2 separate regions of the Mus musculus genome follow, and region 1 is linked to region 2. Evidence: chromatin contacts called from ENCODE Hi-C data. All regions are on one chromosome and are shown on one strand. Each heading gives the region's core, a stretch centred on a gene start or an enhancer-like site at or near the end of the contact. The rest is flanking DNA. Distances are from core to core; before and after follow the strand shown. Region 1 holds the start of Otx1 (orthodenticle homeobox 1). Region 2 holds the start of 8430419K02Rik (a long non-coding RNA gene).

The links. A loop is a pair of places that touch in the nucleus more often than their neighbours do.
Region 1: a loop to region 2 is called in a map of left cerebral cortex, with 18 times the contacts of the local background. The contact joins the promoter of Otx1 here to the promoter of 8430419K02Rik in region 2. A Hi-C loop is called at or near these places in 10 of 37 maps with a recorded cell type or tissue (ES-E14, heart and left cerebral cortex).

The regions. Positions count from the first base shown.
Region 1 is chr11:21,999,984-22,003,069 of GRCm38, forward strand. Otx1 (orthodenticle homeobox 1) reads right to left here and starts at 1,668. Exons shown (of 5, transcript NM_011023.3): 1 at 1,565-1,668; 2 at 1,139-1,206. It overlaps Gm32517 (a long non-coding RNA gene), which reads left to right. Exons shown (of 3, transcript XR_003949861.1): 3 at 451-601.
Region 2 is chr11:18,875,540-18,878,979 of GRCm38, forward strand. 8430419K02Rik (a long non-coding RNA gene) reads right to left here and starts at 2,071. Exons shown (of 4, transcript XR_003949854.1): 1 at 1-2,071.

The sequences.
Region 1 (3,086 bases), core at 418-2,917, 3.1 Mb after region 2:
CGGGTTATTTCGTTTAGTTTGAAATATTTTTGAAAGAGGGACAAAATGGCAAGTAATACAGAGGCCCAAGGTGAATACACCTTGGGTCGCCAAGGCTCACTGGCCACATCATTTCTTCAAAGATCTCCAGCGCTGCCTCCTACCCCAGAGCCTGCAATCACCTTTCTAGTTGACCTCTCTGGGCCCCTAGCACTAAGAGATAGCTGAACAGGAATCCCACCGCACCTCCAGGGTAGATGCGGCCCAGGCCAGGCTAAGGCGGCAAGAAGACGCCAAAGGCACCACAGTAGAAGTGGCAGTTTCAGGATGCCGCCCAAGGTCAGGGGTACCTCCGAGGCGGTCACCCCTCTTCCTTTGCTCGCACAGGCGGGCCTTCTTTCTACCAAGTCTGCTAAGCACACCGAGTCCCACCAGAATTTGATGGCCAACCCAGCGCCCCAAACATTCTAGGGATTTTGGAAGGCCTAGCGTGCCAGGTCGCGTCGCATCGGCCGTCCTATATGAACCCGATGGAGAGCAAGGAACTAGGCCTCAGGTTGTAAAGCTCACGCACAGCCGACCGGGAGGGCGAGGCTCGGCGCAGACACTCTGAGCCCACGCAGCTCTGCTCCAGCAAAAGAAGGGGTTCTGGGAGTATGACTGGGACCGGCGGGGGGCTTGAAGCTACATCCCAGGACCCAAGGGTAGGAGATTCCGGGGAGAAAGGGAGGTAAAACTAAAGCAGCTCCCCCATCCCAACTCCTTTCCCCGCCTCAGCCCTGGGGGACCCTCAGCCTAGACTAAGGGGGTGGGGGGAGGTCAGCGAGCACATAAGGCGGAAAGGAAGGATTCAAAGAGCTTGGGCCGAAGGGCCACAGGCCTGCAGCCTCCGCGGCTAAGCCCGGCTGCGGTGTGAGTTTTCGAGTACTTTCGTCTAACTTAGCAGCCCAGTTCCGCAGCTTCGGAGGAGGCGGGGGAGGGGGCGGCCGGCTCCCGAGCGGCCTGGGGTCCCCAGGGCAGCCAAGGGGCGCCCGGCCTCTCACTCCAACCCCGCCCACCTGCCCCGGACAGAGGTAGCGGGGGTCGATTAGAGGACGGGGAGACGAGAGGGGCCACCATCGTCCCGGGGTGGCGCGCGGCCCGGCGACTCCCTCCTTACCTGCCCTCCGCAGTCGCGGCTTTTCACCATCTACCTCTCGCCTTCACCGAGACTCGCCGGCAGCCAACCTGCAAAACGGAGGCGCACAGGTATTACCCCGGAGACGGCGGGACCCTAGGCTTTCCTCTTCCCTCAACTTCCCTCTTCCCGTCTCCTGCATTTTTTCTAGGAGCTCTGTGCGTGTACCTCCAGGTTTCACTTTATTGCTCAAACACTTTGTTGCAAAGTCCCACATGCTTTTCCTCTCAAGACCTGGCCTCGCCCGGGACCCGGGGGGTGGGGTGGGTGAGTAGGGGGTGTTCGAGGGACAGAGTTAGGAGGTGGCTTGCGCTGGCAGCTGCACTCTCTCGGAGCAAGCCGGAGGCGGTAGGGACTGGAGAAATCCTGCATAGTCACTTGGCAAACTAAATAAATCAAGCAATTTACCTTGTCGGAGTGGCTTGTCTTGCTCGGTTGTTTAGGTGATTGGAAATGTAGCCTGATGAAGATTGATCACCTTTCTACTGCCCTCCCCGGGTATGTGAACGCGAGGCGAGTGCGTAACGGGGCTCGGCCTCCAATAGGGGGCCTAGAGCGGACTGAGTGACAGGGAGCTGGGCAATGGCGAGCCCGGGTTACCTCCGCGCGCCCCCGCCCTCCCTCGCCCCCACCTCCTCCCTCCCCGCGCGCCGGCCCCGCCCCGGTCGCGCGCTAACTCTGGGTCTAGGTTGGCAAATTCCGCTCAGAACGAGTTGAGGAGGGCGAAGGCTGCGCCGGAGTTGCTGGCACAGAGGGGGCCCCGGGTCCCAAGGCTCGCCCGAGGGCCCCCGCCCTCCCCTTGCCCGGGCCGCGCTCCGGAGGAGTGGCGTCAAGCTGCTGGATAACCGGTTCCTGCTCGCGCGCGCGCGCCGCCAGGCTCTGCCGCACTGTGGGAGCCAGGCTTCCCAGGCCGAGGACTCGGGGCGTGCTGGCCCCTGGCACTCCTTGATGCTCCCTGGGGCCCCAGCAACTCCTCCTCCGCTCCCCCACAACCAGCGGTCGCCGCCGGCGCGGGCTGCTGAGCGGAGCCGGGAGTGGGGGTGCAGCTCTCGGCGCGCAGGGCGCCCTGCGGCGACCCGGGACTCTTGCGCCCAGAAAGAGCACCGGCAGGGGAGGCGCCGCCAATTCCCAGCTGCACAGCGTTTCCAGGGGCTCCCAGGCAGTCTCACCAAAGGTGTTCGCAAGTCCTAAAAGCTTCTTCGGAACCGTTGGAACTCAAATCTCCTTACATTCTCTCTCTCTCTCTCTCTCTCTCTCTCTCTCTCTCTCTCTCTCTCTCTCTCTCTCTCATGGATTTGATAGAAAACTTTCTTTTTCACAATCTGTCAGTCTTTCCAGATCTCCACCTACAACGAACAGTCTGGTGGAAAATGTGGCTACACACCCCGATCCCTCTCACTTCATTTTCTACACCTTACTGGAGGAGCCTCCTCGAAACAATTTCCCCGGATTGTTCTTACTGGCAGACCCCAGTTTCCAGCCGAATAAACTTGCTGAGATCGTCTTCTTGTGTGTACTTTTCAAAGCGAGAGGGAAGAGTATTTTCGGCCCAACCCCGAACAAGGCAATATTTTTACATGGCATCTCCTACTGAATACTAGGGACCACACTTACACTCTTTCCTAGTTCTTTTTCCTCATCTTCTGCCGTTCTCACCCCAACAGGCGGGCGAAAAGTTTGAACCACAGTATGTGCGTGGGTGAGTTCGGCAGCCGCCGAGAGCAAGGTAGAGCGGAGCACCGCGATGCCCAGGCCGCGCGGTCCGCTGTGGTCGCTGACCGGGTGCGGGGCGACCAGAAGGAAGGGGGGAGCCCGCTGAGTGAAAAGGGCCGCGACTGCCGCTCATCAAAGTGCTTCTCCCCTCCCCCACGCGACACTTTTCTTTGGAGTCCGAATAAAATACGGTAACAGAATATGACGGAGGGCACAC
Region 2 (3,440 bases), core at 821-3,320:
GGGAGGCCTAGGCAGAAAAGCAAGAAAGGGAGGAGAGAAGGGGAGCCAGAGAGTTGGCCATCCTGTCTTTCAGTCATGTCTCCAACCCAGAGAAAGCAGACAGTGGGATCCTGAACTCTCCGGTACACTCTGCCTGAAGCTAGGGTGCCAAGCCAGAAAAACGACGCCGGGGAGAGGACCCGTAGGTGTATGAAGCAGGTGACTCTACTCTCTGCTTTCCTAATGGGCTAGGACCTGGGAGTAGTTTTCCTCCCAGAGAATAAAGTCACTGGTCCTAATGAACACAGTGTGGGGTAGAGGTGGTCAGGGCTAGGAATTATACAGTTGATCAAAGGAAGACTGGATTAAAACTAAATCCAGAGTTTCAGAGTCGGAATTCCCTGAGGTGGACTGAGCGCGTGAGCAGCACAGGAGTTACTTCTTCACCAGCTAAACCAAGCCCCTAAAAGTGCCTCCCATCTCCCTATTAAAACCCTAGGGTATCATTTTTAGGGCAAAGACTCTACAACGCAAACGTCTAGCGGATTGCCCAATATATTGTTTGTGTTTTCTTTCAGTTCCGCCTTGGAAGAGAATGTTTTAAACTTTTTGGGGGGGCGGCGGGAGGCTGGTTCGATGTGAAAGAGAACCCTACCCTTCCCATTATTTCTTGGCTTCAGTCTCCCAGGAAGACCCCCAACTCTCCCGCCCAGATCTTTTCCCCCAACCAGAGAGCTCTTAGCCTCTAATGCTGCGTCTACCCTTGATGGTATGGTTTGCCAAAGGGCCAGGGGGTGCTGGGTAGCACAGAAGAGACCAGGAAAAATGATGACTCAAACTGGGCGCCCCACACACAAACCCACACCTCCCTGCTTACGGTCCAAACACCCGTTGAGAACCTATATCACCAATTTCTGCTTTAACTGCCTTCCCAAGGGCCGAGGGCCTGTGGGATCCAAAGTGGGGGAAGTTTCTAGGACTTTTAAGGAAACTTGAAGGAGCTTCTGCCCAACACACTGTGACACTATTCTTCTCCATTCTACCGGAGTGCTATACACTCTGGAAGCTCACCCTCTTGCCCAGCCTGACTGTTCAAGGCAGCCTCCAGGGCCCAAGCTCTCACCGACATGCTCCCATGAGCGCCCTGGGATTCGGAAGCCGGGGCTCCGTCTGGAAAAGTCCTGTGAAAGCATTCTGGCAACTACAAACCACTCTGAGGGGTTCCAATTGACGGAGCCCAGAGTGAGCCGAAGAAGTCTTTGAATATGCTTTTGCGCTAACTCATGGACACCCAGGCTACCGAGACAGTTAATTCTTCTTAACTTTGACTTTCAGATGGCGGAGGTGGGGATGGGGGCAAGCATAGGACTCTTCTGCAGACCCCGAGTACCTCGGAGTAGTGTGGGATCACAACTGAGACCCACCCGCCCACGTACCAGCTCCAGCCCCAGCCCCAGCCCCGATGTCGTGCAGAGGGAAACTAAAGGGAGTCTGAGACGCGGCTGGAGCTGGGTGAGCCGGCCGCGGCGGTCTCATTAGAGACATCTCAAAACTCCTCTCAGCCCACCCCCAACACCCCCCTCCCGCCTACACAGGGGGAGCTGAAAGCATCACTGAAGGCTCGGAATTCCAGCGTAAAAGAGCAGTTTTCCCCTTTCACAACGTTCGGACTTTGTCCCTGGAGTTACTCAGTATGCGCTTCTGCCCGGAATGCGATCCCCATACCCAGATCCATCTTCTCTAGGCCCGCTAGGACCCGGCACCCCAACTGCTGTCCTTGTCGTTTGGTCTCCCCAGGGCTCCACCTAGCACGCCTCTCCCCGCGGTAAAACTCGTGGGCCGGGTTCCCCGAGAGGAGACAGCCTCCAAAGGAACTCCTAATACCATCCATACAGCTTTAATGCGCTTATAATTCGATAAGTGATTTCAATTTGAAATTGTTAGTAACTAATTTTATGGGTAATTTTTCCACATCAAATATTTAAGCATCAGATTAAGGGCGCCAGTTCCGACGCATGATCATAAGGGGGTTTCTTCCCCCCCCCTCCCCCCCGCCCCCTCAAAACACACTGCCGCGCTCCGCCTCCCTCCGGTCTCCTACTGCGTCGTTTTTCCAAATCCCCAAAAGGTGGCAGTAGAAGACGACTTTCCTCTTTTCCTGCGGCTCAAAAGAAAGGACAGGGGTGAGGGGCTGGGGGGGGGGGGGAGCGGCGGGGGGAGGGGTGGGGCGAGAAGAGGGCCAGGAGGGACTGGACGGTGCCAGGACTTTGCAAGCTGAGCCTTTAACACGTTTCCACCACCGCGCTAGCGAGAGCAGTGGCGAATTTCCTGGAGACGTCTCGGGCCACGGCGGCGCGCCCGGCGGCCCTGGGGTCGGGGTGCGGGCGACTCGGCACATTTGCACTCAACCCTCAGCCTCGTACAAAAGCGGGAGACGCAGAGAGGGACCCACCGGCTTCTTTCCATTTCTTTGTAGTTTAATATTGTCAATACTGTACAACCAACCTTGGCTCCTCGAGGCCGGGCTCTTCGAACACATAAGTCGGGGGGGGGGGCTGTTAATGGGGGGGAACTGGGGAGGGTGGAGGGAAACTAGGGGCGCAGCGGATGAATTGCAGACCAGTTGCCAAACTTTTTCCCCCTGCTGCCGCTGCTGCGGCTGCCGTGGCTGCAGCCTTTGCTTTGAATGTGTGTAACTAGGAAACAGCAAGCCGTCTGAGAAGACGGAATTTCCAACGTGTAAAATGTTCTTAACGGAACCATTGAGCGAGTGCAATAAGGCGTGAGGGGGAACTAATCTTCCCATTTAAATGTTTGTGGCAATTTTATCTAAATGAATTTTAATGCTAAACGAGGGTAATTCCCCATTTGTAGCGCGTTTGCTTCTTTCCTGTGCTTCTAAAGCAGTCGAACATCGTGCAATGAACAATAACAATAAAAATACTTCCAAGGCATATTATTCATTTTGAATGTGTTATAATTACATTTGATTAAATATGATCGGGTAACATTTTTAAATTTTTTGTAAAAGAAACTTAGTCATACTAGTCTCATTCAGCCAGCGGACTCCCCCCACCCCCCCACCCCCACCCCCAAAAAAGAAGCCTGTATAATTGTGTGCCCTGTTTAGGGGAGGGCGTTTTGTTTTTGTCCTTTAAGAAACATCAAAACCACTCTCCACACCTCTATTATTTTCCTCCTTCCGATAAGTGTCGTCAATAACCTCAAAGCTGGCTCTGAAATTTACAAGAGGAAAAGCTAAAACAGAATTAAACGGGAGGGTGTCAGGGGCAGGAACAGAGAGACCTGAGGAGCAAGGCTCGCACAATCCTCACTCCGAGGGGGGAAACCATGGCACAAAAGCTTGCTTTATTTTTTTCTAATTCCTAGACATTAATGATCATGATTCTTTTTAATCTCCACATTCCCCAGCCCCCCTTTGCTTGCGCTCACTCTTCCCC